Linked DNA regions of Homo sapiens: region 1 is linked to region 2. A link is a loop called in an ENCODE intact Hi-C map of the cell type or tissue named here. Cell type or tissue: Calu3. All regions are shown on one strand. Links, peaks and the distances in the headings refer to the core of each region. The heading gives the core; the rest is flanking DNA. Region 1 has its middle 57 kb from the start of B3GAT2. Region 2 overlaps B3GAT2 (beta-1,3-glucuronyltransferase 2).

Region 1 (8,346 bases), core at 71-8,070, 110 kb after region 2:
TATTTGCTGTAGTGTTTTTCTGTTTTGTGGTTATCATGAGGCTTATCTAAAACACCTTATTTTTAAAATCTACTATTTTAAGCTGATGAAAACTTAACTTCTGTTGCATACAAAAACTGGAATTTTACCCTCTACCCCATTTATATTTTTGATGTCATAATTTACATCTCTTTATATTCTGTAGTCTTTAACAACTTATTGTAGCTTTAGTTATTTGTGAACATTTTTATGTTGCATCTTTATACTAAAGATAAGTATGATTTACACACCACACTTACAGAATTGGAGTTCTTCCACTAAGCCAAGTTCTATTGCTCCAGGGCACATCTCAGCAGCTTAGGCCCATGAGGCTGGGATGTAGCTGTGGTTCTGACCCTGGGGGGCAAGTTATACCACTGGCATGGCCCTGGGGAAGAAGGCATGCTCTGGAGGCTTAGGCCCCAAGAATCAGGGCATAGTTGCAATTTGGGACTCAGAACCAATAGGGCACTTTGGCAGCTTGGGACCCAAGGGATGAGGTACCACACAGAGTCACAGAATTGTGACTTTGGACCCTGAGATGGTGGGATATGGCAGTAGCCCAGGCTCTTTGAGGCCAGGGGCAGCAGCAGTAAGGACCCAGATGGCAAGATGCTGCTGTGGCTTTGTCCCAGAAGATGGGTAGGAGTGTAATGATGATTCTACTGCCTGGAGATTGGGGTGCCTCAGTAGCTTGACCTGAGTCAGGGCTAGTTCAGTTCCAGGTAGGCAGAGAACTGTGGTGGCTTGGCCTGGAAGGCAAGGTGATCCAGCTCAGCCAAGGCTTTGATTCCCCAGGATGCAAGGCACTGTGTCTACTGAGCCCTAGAAATTTCAGCTACCAGGTTCAGTGGAGCCTCTGCATCCCTGATGGTAGAGTGCAGGATGAGCTGGGGTGCTGGGAGGTGCAACTGCTCTCTTGTGCAGAAGACCTGAGGTCCCTGGTGGATGGGCTACTACATCTGCTCTGGGGCCAGGGTCATGACTTTTCCCGTGTTCAGGAGGCCACAGGACTGGATGCTGCCTCAGCTGTAGCTCTAGGGGTGTGACTGCTCTGAGAGTTCAAAGTTCTGGATCCCTGGCTGTGGGGTATCACTTCAGTTTGTCCCTGAGGAGAGGGAATACCAGCAACTGAGACGGCAGGATGAAACGGCTTTGTGGTAGCTTGGTCCTGGGGGTTGGATGTAGCAGCAACTCTGCTCAGAGATACTGGGCTCCTGGGTAGATGTGGGACAGGGGTGGCTGAGCCTCTTGGGATGGAGGTATACAATGGCTACTCACCCTGGAGCAGAGCTCACTCTAACATTGCTTCTGTTCCACAGTGGTGCAGAGAAGTAGCAGTACAGGCTAGTGGAGGCATGCAGTATAGGCTCCTCTAAGGTTAGCTCAGCATATGGACTCCAGGGAACTGTCTCAGCTGGGCTCAGAACCTGTGAGGACTGTAGGAGTCTCCAGTAGTGAAGACTGCAGGTAGCCGAGATGGTGATGGGGGTGCTGGGATCCTCTTGCTCACCTTTTCCCTGCAAGGAAAAGTCCCTCCTGGTTCCAAGCTGATCTCAACTGTGGGGATGGAGTGGTGGAGGCGAGGTATTTTCTTCCATTTTCTATGTGGCCATCTTGGGTTTCTGAGCTCTATAGGATTCCTGCTGGATTTTTCCTATTCCCTAGTGCTCTCTTTTAGCTATTTTAGTCAAAATGTAGTTATTTATTCATTGTTTTGTTCTGTTTTGTGTGTGTGGAAGAGTGCTAGGAGCTTCTAGTTGGCCATCTTACTGATGTCCTAATTTGTATGTCCTAATTCCATAAAGACTCCAAAGTCTTTATGGAATTCTAAATTTTTATGAATCCAAAGACAGCATAAACATAAAACAGGTTTATTTCAACTATAGACACAAAGCAAACATTTTTGTTGTGCATTCCTTGACTAAGGCCTTTAACCATAAGCTATGTAATACCAGACTAGATCACTATTGACCGTCCCTCACCTTCCTAAACTGTGCTTAGTGACAGCCGCTGACAAACCTGAGGAATAGGGAAGCCAACAATTACACAGTCCCAAACAAACATGGTATACAACCAAACCTCCACAATTTTACCATCTCTTTCTTCTTTTTCTATCTATCTGCCTGTCTCTGTCCCCTTCTCTTTCTCTGTTTTATGCACACACACACACACACACACACACACACACAGACACACACGCTTCCTTCTCCCTCCCGTCCTTTGCTGATGTGTCTGGGAGGGGGGCTGAATCAGGAGCAGGGGGGCTGGTCCCTGGCTTGGCTTTTTTTCTGGGTCACCTCTTGCTGACCCCCAGGTGCTCAGTTCTCTTCTCCGGTGCCTTGTTCAGCCCCCTTTGCTCTTGCTTCTTCATTTTTTTTCTGATGTGAAAACATCCTGGGAAATTTGCATATTTGGCTGTAGTCAGGAGGTCTTGGACAGGGTTTAGTGACTGTGTTGGAACCATTTGCTATTCTCTCACTAATCCCATAGACAGGAGATGGGGGAGTGAGGGTGGGTGGAATCTCACCACTGCCCCCTGAGAGGGAGTAACTGAATCAATAGCACTGTAGCTGTTTCCATCTGTCAGGGTGACATGCCAACTGGCTAATGCTGAATTATTGATACTCCTTCCCAAAGTGAGTTAACCAAACAATTCAAAATCAGTGAAAAGGGGGTGGTCGATTGCAAATGAGGTTAAGTCCATTTTGTCACAAGGACAGGAAGCTGATGGCTGCCTCCAAGCCAAATCTGCTTGATTTATGTTATTGCTGAGAGGTCTTCAGTGCCACAAAGGGAAAGAACACAATAGAACAACAAAATTAGCCTTTTTACAAAAGAGGATTCAGATCACTTTCCAAATGAGCCATATTTACTACTAGCTCCCCATCCCCCCAGCAGTAGAACTGGTATAGAAATAACCAGAAGGGAAGTTCTTTCATAGTTAAAAAAAAAAAAAAAAAAAGCCAAGGTTTCCTTGAAAAACTGGATTCCTCCATGAATTTGACCCTCAATCTTGACTGAAAGGTGATTACTGGAAACACAAAAGCTCACTGGCTAAATTCCTACTCTGATTTCTCTACCGGGTATTAGGATCCGTAGAGCAATTAATGAACCTGAGATATGACAACCCACTGATTTTACTGAGCAGTGTCTTGGGAGATCACAAAGCATTCTCTTATGTATTCAGTGTCATAAATTCTACCCTTTAGGGAGCACATTAATTGTTATGCACTGAGTAAACAGCTGCTTTATATTGTTTACAGAGGTGCCAGGAGGTGCTTGCCCTGAAATTGTGTATGCCCCAGGCTGCCAGGTGTAATAAATAAATGGGCAAGTTGTGAATTTCCATTCATTTAGATGGACTTTTTATTAAAGTGCCTGCCAAGACACATGCACAGACCAGAATGTTTAAAGAATTAACGTTCATAGATTTTAAACATTCCACAGCATTTCACCTGTCTACAGTTTTCAATCTTTCTCAAAGCCTAGTGAACTGTTACAAACACAGGTCTGTAGCACCATCTAGTGGACAGGAAGCAGGGGTAGTGCACAGATAACTGGCTATAAAATTTGAAAGCCAAATTTCGGGTATGGCCCAACCTTCTTGTTCATCGTAGGGTATCCCAGTCATATTCTGAGCAGAATGAAACATGAATTGGATGGCAGGAATGGGTGCTACAGTTTGGCTGAGGCATCCATTATTTGGGGAGGAAGCGGGGGTGGAGGCTGCAACCAGATGGAGCAGTGCATTGATCTGTGCATTTTGATCAGTGGAGAAATCAGTTATTAATCAACAAAGAACTATTGATTTCCCAGCACAGCTGCAGCCAGACAACAGCGTATCAGCTGTTACTATTAACAACCAGTGTTTTGGGAAGTTAACCACTAGCAACTCTGCCCTTGGCTTCAGTAAACAGATCATTAAATGATGGGAAGAACCTGAACTCTCCAGAGGGACAGCTAGAGGAGACTGAGGAATTTTAAACAAAACATGAAACTAATTTGCATTTTGTAGTTCAAAATGGAGCTAGTCATTAGCTCCTTTTAGACAAAAATAATGTGAAAACTGTATATTTATACTGTGTGCATTTTTTGGCTTAACTAAAAATTCAGTTATTAGGACCAATAAAAAAATCAATAATCAACAAATATTATCAACAGCCTACCTCGTACCAGGCACTCCTCTAGGGGAAACAGACATTAAATCCCTGCCTTTGTATTAATATTTAATAGTTGGCATCATGTGACATAGACATTATGGTGCTGCCACAAAGTGGAACCAAAGTTTCTCTAATTTTGTATAAACACACTTTAGAGTTACACTAAAATACCATTATGGCACGAGATATATTTCTCAAAAGAGAAACAATAACCAAATATATTCAGTTTAGCCATTAACATTTTTCTCTTATTTCACTTTAATGGGATTATCCTTATTGATAATGCTAAATATTTACTTGGGCCTTCAACAAGGGGTGTGTGTGTGTGTGTGTGTGTGTGTGTCTGTGTCTGTGAAATTGTCCTATAACCAGCAATTTCAGATGAATGAGTATAAAGTGCTTCAGGCACTTGGACTAAAGCTGGTTCCTAAAAGCTTGCTGCACAGGGTCCATTGTCAAAGGAAGAAAAACTGGTGTTGGAGGCTGCCTGCCATGCTGGGTTGATTATTGGGATTTCACACTCTGTTCTGTGGGGACAAGAACCATCCAACTCTGGAAGGATTGACATCTGGAGAATCTGGCAAGTTAGGGAAGGGACATGAGGAAAAACTATAGTTTAAAAAATTTTAATGTTATAGATAGGACTGTAAAAAGCCAGGAGTATGATAACAGGAGTTCTTCAATTTTAGGTAAAAAATTTATTTAAAAAATTTCCCAGCTTTAGTGAGGTATAATTGACAAATAAAACTTGTATATATTTACAATGTACAATGTAATGTTTTGAAATATGTGTATGTTGTGAAATGATTGATCAAGCTAATTCACATATATATTATCTCACGGAGTTATGTTTTGTGGTGAGAACATTTAAGATAATCTCTCAGCAGTTTTCAAGTATATAATATTTTTAAAAGTATATGTTATTATTGTTTATAGTCACCATACTGTACAATAGATCTCCAGAATTTATTCATCCCAACTGAAATTTTGTATTCTTTGACCAATATCTCCCCATCACAGCCCCTTCCCCAACTTATTTATTTCGGATTTGATTTGCAGAGCGATTGATAGACTTCTATGTTTCAGACACTGAAGTAACTAAGATGAGTAAGACAAGCTTCCTGCATGTGAGATACTTCTTCTTAAGTAATGGAGAAGAAACTTGGGTAATTACCATTAGTATGAAGAGAAATAGCTGATAAATAGTCTTTAGAGCAGTAGTTCTCAAACACAAACGTGCATTAGAATCACCTGCAGGGTTTGTTAAACTACCGATTGCTGTGACCACGCCCAGAGGTTTGGCTTCAGTAGGTCTTCGGTGGGTTCTGAGAATTTGCATTTCTAACAAGCTCCAGGTGATACTGATGGTTTGTCTACCACTATTTTAGAGGGGGGTGGTGGTGGGTAGGGAAGGCTTCAAGGAGGAGTGACAACTCTGCTAGGACTGGTAATAAATATTAAGAGTTTGGTAATGGAGAGGGGGCATGAGCATGCCAGGCAGAGAACGGCATGAGAAGATACATCCGGGAATGAGTGAGCCATTCAGGGACACTAAAGTTCCAGGCACACGGGGAAGAGCAGGGAGATGAGGCCCAAATTGCAGGCCAGGGCATTTCTCAAGGGCCTTGAGTGCTGGGTTAAGAGTCAGGACATTGCCCCATGAACAATGTGGAACCATTAGAGGTTTTTCAGAAGAGTGACATGATCAGATTTGTTTCCTAGACAGGAAATTGTTTACCATTTGAAGAGAGGAGAACCAGAGGCAGGAAAAGCAATTAGGAAGCTGTTTCAATGGTCCAGGTGATAGATATTAGGGGCTTTAACTGAGCTGATGGAGGTAGGAATGAACACACAAAAACAAATGAGAAAGAGATTTAGGAGGTAGGATCAATTGTAATTAGGGACAGAGAAAGAGGAACTGAGGTCCATGATGTAATGCTGGGGTGCCTGAATGGAAAGTCTTAGTGTAAGTTGAGATACTATAAGATAAAAAGTCATTTTTGGAGGAAAATAGTTAAATTGATTTTGGAAAGAATAAGCTTGAAGTGTTGTTTAAAAAAAAAAAAAAGAAAAGAAAAATGGGGACAGGTTGGCAGCACCTGTGTTAAGCCAGAATTGAACTAATGAACTAGTGATGGAATTAAGGTTTATATTCATCCTTTAAATGTTAAGCCATGAAAAGATGGACTCACATTTTTTTTTCTTATTATTTCAACATAGCCAATTGAAATTGGGAGTTCATGTAGTCAGGGCTACATAAAAAATTATTCTATCCACTACTCATACACATCCTATGTATAATGTGCTTAAAACATGATTAGAGAGATGAAACAAGGACACTTGAAATGATAAGAAGATTAGACTTTAAGTACATATTAAGTGAGTGATGTGGATGAGCGAGATTATTTCCAGTTAAAACATTCAGAGAAAGCTTCAACATCTTTCCCTTCTTCTTTATTACCTACCTCTTTTCTCTGACGCTCATCAATCAGGTATCTTTACCCCCTTGTTCATGCCCTTTGGCTAGCAGAAGGGCTGAGCAGAAAATTTCATAGAAACATAATGAAGATGTGTTAAGAGGCCCAGGAGATTCTCAATGGCAGGGAGTTAGAGGGCAGGTCAGAGACAGCAGTGTATCTCAATTTTAACGTGCACGGAATCACCTGGAAATCTAGTTAAAATGCAGATTCTGATTTGCCAGTGGGGCCTGAGATTCTGCATTTCAATCAAGCTCTCAAGTGATGCCTCTGTGCTGCTGGTCTGTGGACCATACTGAGTAGCAAGGTGCTAGGGCATTTTCGGCCCACGTGGTTGAAACTATTGGCTGTGGAGTTAGACAGATTCGAGACAGAATATTGCCTCTGTCAGTTATTAGGTGGTTAACCTTGGGCAGGTTATTAAACCTCAATCTAAGTTTTATCTTCTGTAATAATAATATCTTACTTATGGGGTTGATAATGTCAATGTTCTTTCTGACACCCATGGTATCCTTGAAGGATGGCTTTTATGCCATTTTCAGGGGTTATCTTTATCTTAAAAATTAATATTCAATTTAAATAAAGTTACAGATTCAAAACTTTAAGAGCTCAGTCAAGCAGTGTCAGTGTTTGAGTCTTAGCTCTCCTTACTCTGACTTTGGGCCAAGGACTTATCCTTGTACACATCAAATCATTTAACCTTCACCACAACTCTGTAGAGGTGCCTTTATTACTTCTAGCTGAGGTCTCAGTTTCCACTGCTGTAAACTGGGAATACTAATGGGGTAGTTGTGAGGAATAAATGAGTTAATGTGCAAAAAGTGTTTATAAAAGGCTTGGCACATAAAAAACTTTATCGTTCCTTAAGCCTTTAGGTTCAACTCACAAATCTTAGCTTTCTGTTTATAAATCTATAAAATTTTAACAATTATTTTTAAAGTAACATTTACGACTGAATTAATTTTTCTTATATACTTTAAATTGCATTTCTACAGTTGGTGTTCTTTATTTTCTTCAAGAAATCCAATTGTCTGAAAAACAGATCATATAAAGAACTTAAATAATCCTTATAAATATGAAACTTTAAACTTACAAATATGGGGAGTTTAAAGTAGTGACATAGCAATGGGAGTGACAGATGTGGTCCACTCTTGGGTACAGACAGTAAAGGGGTATGTGATCTGTAGATAATTTAAAAACAATAATAAAAGCAATTAAGTATTGTTGGTCTGCCTTTTATTATCATCATGTACTGACATACTATCAATAACAGTGACAAAATACTCCTTATGCTGGAATGGACCACTTCTATAGTCTGCACCCCTTGGTACACCCAGGGTAATCTTAAGTGCTCTTTAATGTTCCAATACTGCTTAGAATGTTGGCCAAATTCTCTTTTAGTTTTACATTAAAAATGACAATCTAACGCCAGGCATAGTGGCTAGTGCCTGTAATCTCAGTGCTTTGAGAGGCCAAGGTGGGAGGAACACTTGAGGCCAAGAGTTAAGACCAGCCTGAGCAACATAGCAAGCGCCCCCCACAGCTACTCAGGTGGCTGAGGTGAGAGGGTTGCTTGAGCCCAGGAGTTTGAAGCTGCAGTGAGCTATGATTGTGCCACTGCACTCCAGCCTGGGTGACAGAGCAAGATCCTCTCTCTAAGAAACAACAACAACAACGACAATACAACA
Region 2 (8,346 bases), core at 241-8,240:
TTTACCATAGCTTTATAATAAGTCTTATAATCAGATAGTATTACTCCTCCAACTTTATCCTTCATTTTCAAGGTTGTTTTGACTGTTATAGATCCTTTTTATTTCCACATGAATTTCAGAGTCAGTTGGTCAATTTCAGCAAATTCCGATAGAGATTGCATTGAATCTATATATTAATTTGGTGACATCTTAACAATATTGAGTTTTCTAGCCCATAAACATGATCTCTCTACATTTATTTAGGTCTTTAATTTCTCCCAGCAATGTTTTGATGATTTAATTCTTGAATCAATATTAACATTTAATGCTTTTGTATCCTAGATCTTCCCCATAGGTGGGACAAAAACCCAGGAAATTTACTAAAATTTTCATAAAAATATAGTCCCCCCCACCTCCCCAACTCACTCCAGCTTCAGACTCCTCTTTCCTGACATACTCAGAAAGTAAAAATATTTCAAATTTTTGGCCTTAGATGTTAAACATGGCAAACACAGAGAAACCAGGTTAAACCTAATACATACTTTTAAAAAATTAACAGAATGGCTTTATATATAAGGCAATAACAATAGTACTGTGGGTTTTTGGGTAAGATAATCTTCTTAAAATGGCCATGATTTTTCAGCTCCTAAACTGCTTTTGCCCAGAACGCTAAATATTCAAATCTGTGAAAAACTGGTGGGCAGACCCCATCTGACACCTCTGTGCTCCCTTAAGAATGTATAAGATTGTGCCCTGCACACAGCAGGTATTAAACAACTCTTGGCAAGTGTTTAAATACTAATTAGTCATTTACATATGGGCCCATTAGCCAGGTGTGGTTGGTGGTGTGTGCCTGTAGTTCCAGCTACTTGGGAGGCTGAGGCGGGAGGATTGCTTGAGCCCGGGAAGTAGAGGTTGCAGTGAGATGTGATTGCACCACTGCACTCTGGCCTGGACAATGAAGCAAGACCCTGGCTCAAAATAAATAAATAAATAAATAAATAAATAAATAGGAATGAAAAACAAATAGAAATAAAAAATAAATGTGGGCCCACATGTAACAAGAAATCACTATGTGTCTGTGCTGTGCAAGAGACATGCTCACAATAAAAAAGGGAGACAGGTAATAAATGAACAGAAGGCAAAAGACATTTTTAAAAAAGGAAAAGAGAAATTGCCATTAAAGGGAATTAAAAAGAATAATAAACTATACCTGTGGGACCACTAGAACAATTAAATATGGCCACAGAAATTCAGCATGTTTTGCATTAGACTTTTCATTTAAGCTGGGTCATGAAAGGTATATAGGGTTTTGTCCACAGAATACAGAATGGCCTCAGGTTCTAGGTAACCAGATGAATCAAAGAAGCAAAACTTTGCATGCATTCCTGTGCCAATTTCATGCTAGAAAATGTAGGTTTTGCTTAGCACACTCCAAATTACTGAGAGCAGCTCAGAGCTAACATTTGTTCATGCTTTATTTTTCTAGAGGCTGGGTGTTAAAGGTGAGGCAATGATTATTTAAATGCAGATGACGTGGCGGGATGATGTTTCCAGGTATGCTACATTTTAAAAAGTTTGTCATATAATTAGTTTAAAAACTCAAACAGATCCAGATGCCCTCACCATCTATGCCCTGCTGAAATTCCATGCAGAATGCTTCATCACAGAATTAGCCCCTCTATCCTCGACCACTATACTATATAGAGTGTGCCAGACATTTCAAAGGAAAACGGCACAGCTATTTACAGAACTTCTTCATTTCACTCCTGGGATCTGTCCTTTGTTCTGTGTCATTTTCACTCAATCTATGCTCTTTGAGGATTCCTTAACAGCCCTGTTATTTTCTGAGGGGTAGGGGGAATGTAACAACAACAGTGACTACTAAAAGTATCTTCATGTAACTAAAATATTCTCAGTATTTAAAAGCTTTGCTACTTTCTCAACATGAAATAGCAGTTACATAACAAACACAATCTCAGGTGTCTGGTGTGAACTCCAATCTAAAACAGAGCATTAAAGCAATGGATATTATGATAAAGGGGCAGCAATTCATGTATTTATAGGAGTTATAATATTACAAACAGTTCTGGCCCCCAAAAGCACTCTCTTCCCATTTATTCAATGCCAAAGTCATATTCTGTGGTTTATTCCTCCTGTGATAACCTCCAGCTAAATGGACAGGGCTTGCATAGCAATGTTAATCAACCAAACTCACAGCCAGAGTAATCTCCATAGACCCAATGGCTACAAAGGACACACAAGATATATTTGGTGCATGTGCACACTCCTCCAGGCTGAATGCCATTTAAACTATTCCAGGGTAGTGGTGCTTGTTCATCACGTTGTCATCTTCTCCAGGAAAGGAGGGAGGCAGGTGACTACCATGCACTCCAGTCTGGTGGCCCTTAACAACAACCGGCTCTTTTTTTTTTTTTTGAGTCAGGGTCTCCTCTGTCACCCAGGCTGGAAGTACTCACTGCAGCCCCCAACTCCTGGGATCAAGTGATCCTCCCACCTCAGCCTTCTGAGTAGCTAAGATTACAGGCATGCCATGCCAGGACAGCTTTTTAAATTTTCTATAGAGTTGGGGTCTCACTATGTTGCCCTGGCTGGCAGCTCCTGTTTCTTTAGCCAGCTTTTCTTTCTGCAGCTTTCTGCTACGTTCTTTTCGACCCTCCTTGGGAGATGGCTAACAGCCAGCTCCAGGGACTGGAACACTCAGAAGATCACATTCAGGCAATCATCAGAATGCCCTTAGAGCAAAACAGAAAAAGTTAAATGTCTTTAGCTTCCTTGAAGACATGCCACTAGTTAAAATCTTGTTTTATTTTTTCCAAAGGGAAATGAATAAAGTTATCGATCTTCTGAAATTTAAAATGCTATAGGCAACTTCAAGAAAGTGGAGTTACAATAAAAAATGTGACACTCTGTATCCTGTTTTTTTAAACTAACAATTTCAGTAGCAAAAAGTAAACGAAACCCATCAAATCCAATGGGACCCATGAACTAAGAACACAAAGGAAAGGGCAGTGCAAATATGATGAAGATTTGAACACAGAGGTGATTTGGAAGCAAGGATTCTTTCCAATTTTATTGTCCCTAAACGTGATTTTCCAAAACAAAACGATATTTATATGATCAAATACACCTATAACTTTCCTTTGGAACAAGCTTGAAAATGAACATAAAGTCTGCTTTTCTTCCTCTTTATTGCATCCCCCTCCTAATGATTTCACCATCCATCTTGGCTAGATGATTAAGGGTAACATCGATAGTCATAAATCGTGTTGATAGTATGTACCCTTGCTATGATGTGATGGGAATGACACTTAACCTCTGTGGCATTTTCTAATGCCATTCTCTTATAAAAGAAACCAGGGATTCTTAGAGAAATGGCTGATTCTAGGACTGGGATGGGAAATACACAAGATAAGCCTGGAGGAGCCAGAAAGGAAAGAAGCATTCAAATAAGACAAAAAACCGAACAAACCCACATTGGTGTGTGTGTCAAAGGGACATAGCCAATTGAAACAGCTCCTAGTGGACAAAGCTGGAATAATTTGAGCAACAAAATAAATAATGGTGAATTTGTGTACATTTGACATGATGTTATGAAAGTGGCGTAGAGTGGCTGTGCCCCTCTCAGCAGTGCCAGCCCTCCCCCGTTTGCCACAGTGTCCCCATCATTCCCCACTGCAGTCTCAATGCTGAGTCTGCATGCCAATCACCATTCATTAACCAGCTGATGCTGTCATGGGAGATACTGTATTCCTCTCTTTGAAGTGGGAAACTGAAAAACAGATCAAATGGGCCACGCATTTCAAAAATGTATGGAGGCAGTATTGTTCTATGTATGAAAACAGGGAATGTTCCTAAATATTTAGTGTGAAAAGTATGTGTATAAAGATATCATTAGAAATAAACCATAATAAGAACCATGAGACATGTGAGAAAGGGACATGACTCAAAACATTAATAAATGAAAATGAACCACGTTGAAATTTTAGCCCGTTAGATTTTAATATAAATAAAGTAATACTGCTTATACAAGAACAGCTTCACTTAATTATGTTACTTGCTTTAGGTCATATGTATTTGTGAATTCTGGTATGGACTGTCTAGGAGGGGCCTGACTGGGCTCTGCTTATTATAAAGCTATATAAATCAAGACAATGTGGCATTAGTGTAAGGATAAATACATAGATAAATGGAAGAGACTAGAGAATTTAGAAATAGTTCCTCCTACATATAGTCAGTCGATTTCTGGCTAAGATGCCAAGGCAGTTCAATGGGGGAAAAGGACAGTCTCTTCAGCAATCAGGGCTGGAATGAATGGACATCCATGCTAAAAAAAAAAAGTAGATGTGGAGAAAGAGGGACCCTTGTACATGGTTGGTAGAAATGTAAATTGGCATAGCCATTGTAGAGAACAGTATGGAGGCTCTTCAAAATATTAAAAATAGAGCTACCAAATGATGCAGCAATTCCATTATTGAACATATATATCCAAAGGATATGAAATCAGTATGTCAAAGAGAATGCCCATGTTTATTGCAGCACTATTCACAATAGCCAAGATACAAAATCAACCTAAGTGCCTATCAACAGATGAATGGATTAAGAAAATGGGATATATATATATATATATATACACACACACACACACACACACACACACATATATATATATACACATAAACACAATAGGGTACTATTCTGCCTTAGAAAAGAAGGAAATCCTGTAATTTGCAACAACATAAAAAAACTGGGAAGACATTATGCTAAGTAAAATTCACCAGGCTAAGAAACACAAATACCAATGGTCTCACTGATAAATGGAATCTTAAAAAGTCAAACTCATAGAAACAGAAAGTAAAATGGTGGTATCAGAGGTTGGACAGGGAGTGAGGGGTGGCAGGGGGGCTGGTGGTCAAAGGACAAATTTTTACTTAGAAGGAATAAGTTCAAGAGATCTATTGTATATCATGGTGACTATAGTTAATATATTATATAGTTAAAAATTGCTGAGACAGATTTTTAAGTGTTCTTATCACAAAAAAATGATAACCATGTGAGGTAATATGTATTCCACAATGTATACATGTATCAAATCATCATGTTATACAATATAAATATATACCATTTTTATTAACTAAAAAATTAAAAAAGAAAGAAAAAGAACAACACCTATATCTCACAAAATTCATAAAAATTAAATTAAAATGGGACCATGAACCCAAACACAAAAGCTAAAGTTTTTAAGTTTACAAACTTCTAGAAGAAAATACAGGAGAAAATCTTTGAGGTCTTAGGGTAGGCAAAACTTCCTTAAACACGACATAAATAATAGGAACCTTAAATAAATCTATAAATTGGACTTCATCAAAATTAAAATTTTCTACTCTCCAAAAGATACTATTAGGAAAATTTTTAAAGTAATCTGTAGACTGGGAGAACATATCCTAATACATACATCTGACAAAACACTAGTATTCAGAATGCATAGAACTTCATAGCTCAAGAAAAAAGACAACCCAATTAAAAAAGTCAGTGAAAGATATGAATGGACATTTCATCAAGATATATGAATGACCAATTATCACACAAAAAGATGCTCTGTGTCATCACCCATTACAGAAATGGAAATTAAAACCACAATAAAATTAAAATTTCAGAAATTAAACAAAATTAAAAAACAGAAATTAAAGCCACTACTGACCCACCAGAATGGCTAAAATGAAAAGATTGGCAATACCAAGAGCTGATGACAATGTGGAATAATTAGGTCTCATATACATTCTTGGTGGTAGTAAAAAATGGTAACAACTACTTGGGAAAAAAAATTGGTAGTTTCCTATAAAGTTAAAAAACATGACACAGCAATTCCTTTCCTAGGTATTTACTGCAGAGAAATGAAAGCTCATGTCCATACAAAACCTTGTGCCTGAATGTTCAAACAGTTTCACTCATAATATCCATAAGCTGGAAATGGTCCAAATGTTCATCAACTTGTAAATAGATAAACAAATAGATAAGCAAAACATACATACAATGGACTGCTATTCAGTAAGAGACAGTAATGAATAATTGGTATGCATAATACCATGTACCAATTTCCAAAACATAATGCTGAGTAAAAGTAGCCAGAGAAAAGGCCTCATATAGTGTTATTCCACTTACATGAAATTCTAGAATAGGTACACTAATCTACAGTGACACAAAGCAGGTCAGAGGCTGAAAGAGGGCTGACTGCAAAAGGTCATAGGTGACAGGGTGACAGTTCAGGGTATATGAATTTGCTAACATGAAGCAAACTCAGCACTTCAAATGAGTACACTTTCGTTTAGGTAAACTATACCTCAAGAAAGGTAATTCAAAATAAAAACAAAATAATTAGGTGGTTTCAATATGAACTCACGATTAAAGAGCCTAGAAAAATTAACACCCCAGTAGCAGTAAAACACAAACACCCAACTCTTGGTTTGTAAATATTATTTTCCACTAAAGGGAAACAGGTCTCCTTGGAGAAGAGGCTGATTTCAGGTCTGACACACGTCCAGAGTACTGAAAGTACGAGATAAGCCTAAGATATCTTGGGCCAAAAACGCCAAGAAGTGCTCAAAGCTAAACAAGGACAAGTTCAATGAAGACAGAAGCTGGTCTGAAGGGTTCCTGGCCAATCTGTGAACGATTTTAAATATCAGAAAGAATGACATCGATGGATTAAAACACATGGTGAGAAAAACTGACCCATAAGTCTATAATTACAGGGGGTGTGTGTAGCTATTCTTGGGTAAAAGTTATTGGAAAACAAAATATTCTCATTGTCTCAAGGTATCACCCCTGGGGTTACTTGTTAATTACAGGAGGAAAATGTGCCTTCACAATAAGAGGTATGGCAGTCACTCCCTTGGCCAAGTGGTCAAGTTTGGCATCACCATAAAAAAAAATGACCTGGCAATATATGCTGCTTCATTGGATGCAAAGAGGAAGACAATATAACCTATGTGGTGTCCTTGACAAAGAGGTTCAGACTAAATATAGTTATCAGGAAACAAATAAAGGTTGGGGAAACTAAACTGCCAAATGCAATTTTGTCTTTGTGTGAACTTATCATAGCCAAATCTATGAGCTATTTAAATTTCTATTTTCCCCAAGGTTTCCAGGAAAGCAGCAACTGCTGTAGAATAGAACCACAGCTAGGAGTATAATTATTGTGTATAGTGGTGTAATTATGATGATGCTGCTGAGGAAACGCAAGAGTTACTGCTTTGGAAGTCCCCCTAACCACAGGAGCCACCAATGTTAAAATGCATTCCTTCTGGAAAAGTCAAATGAGCTTTGTCTATTTCACTATCCCTTGCATAGATCTGTATACTTCAGTAAAATGTGATGTTTATTGAAAATACAAATATAATTGCCAATGACTATGTTAATCTTTATCTGGATATCAAAAGGAAAACTTAATACAAAATTAAATTATACTTAGGTTTGCACAAAACTGCTGCAGATTAGCATGTCTAATGTACTCCGATAACCTACGTTTTTGCCCCTTTTAAAATTGGATTATTTGCTACATATATTCCCCAAAATGGGTTTCAAGGGTCCCGAGTTCTTTAATGGCAGACAGCATGTTGCTCGCCTCTGTGGCAGTGTGTCCAACAGGTAACAGAAGGTTTGTGTAGCTGTATAGTCCACTTGGCATGGGGATCTGCAGCTTTTTGTAACATAGGATAGCTGGTATCATTATCCACTAGTCTTTTCATGTAATAGGCAAACTCAGATACAAAGGAGCTACTCTACATCTCAAAAAAGGAATAAATTAACATAACTGACTTGAAAGCATAATAATACTTTTTCTTCTTAAAAAAATATGGTCCCGGAATGTCTCCTGGCACTGTGTGTGTGTGTGTGTGTATGTGTGTGTGTGTGCAGTGTGTGTAGAGAGAGAGGGACTGGGGCATGTATTGGATTGTTCAACTATTTATCTTCACTACATAAAAGGGAGCTGAGTTCACTACAGGAATGGTTGCCTTGGCCACACTCAATCTATTTTCCCAAATGAGTTCTAACCCAAAGACCTCTGCTCTAGTTTACTTAATACCATGATAATGTGAGGAAATTTAAACTGCTTCATTTCTCTTTCTTAATTTTTCCACACGAAAACCAACGATCTATCTCCTATTCTTCTCACGGAGAATGGGGGAAAAGAAGTCTCTAAAGCACTTAGACATTCTTAAAAGATGTTATTAACCATGCAGTTTCAAAATTAGGTACTATTCCAGCACATTACAGTGATCGTACACCCCTATACTCTACCACGACCACACACATACCTAGAGCATTCTCTCATAGCAATTTTTT

Evidence for each region. Peaks named below come from ENCODE experiments on the same cell type or tissue, not always from the same donor. Only the 100,000 strongest peaks of a DNase experiment are listed, where the experiment ranks them.
Region 1: a loop joins it to region 2, with 2.2 times the contacts of the local background. A loop is called at or near these places in 2 of 110 quality-filtered maps.

The regions. Positions count from the first base shown.
Region 1 is chr6:71,009,490-71,017,835 of GRCh38, forward strand. No RefSeq gene overlaps it. Among named protein-coding and RNA genes, the nearest start is that of B3GAT2, 57 kb to the left of the region's middle. RefSeq lists an enhancer at 382-882. In Calu3, for the core only: CTCF peaks have their summits at 3,560 (motif pointing left) and 3,763; a DNase peak (open chromatin) is centred at 3,562.
Region 2 is chr6:70,898,006-70,906,351 of GRCh38, forward strand. The region is part of intron 1 of B3GAT2 (beta-1,3-glucuronyltransferase 2); the gene reads right to left. It overlaps LOC105377850 (a long non-coding RNA gene), which reads left to right. Exons shown (of 5, transcript XR_001744196.2): 3 at 1,469-1,536; 4 at 6,490-6,717; 5 at 7,141-7,225. Among named protein-coding and RNA genes, the nearest start is that of B3GAT2, 55 kb to the right of the region's middle. In Calu3, for the core only: a CTCF peak has its summit at 3,537; no DNase peak of the experiment used is centred there.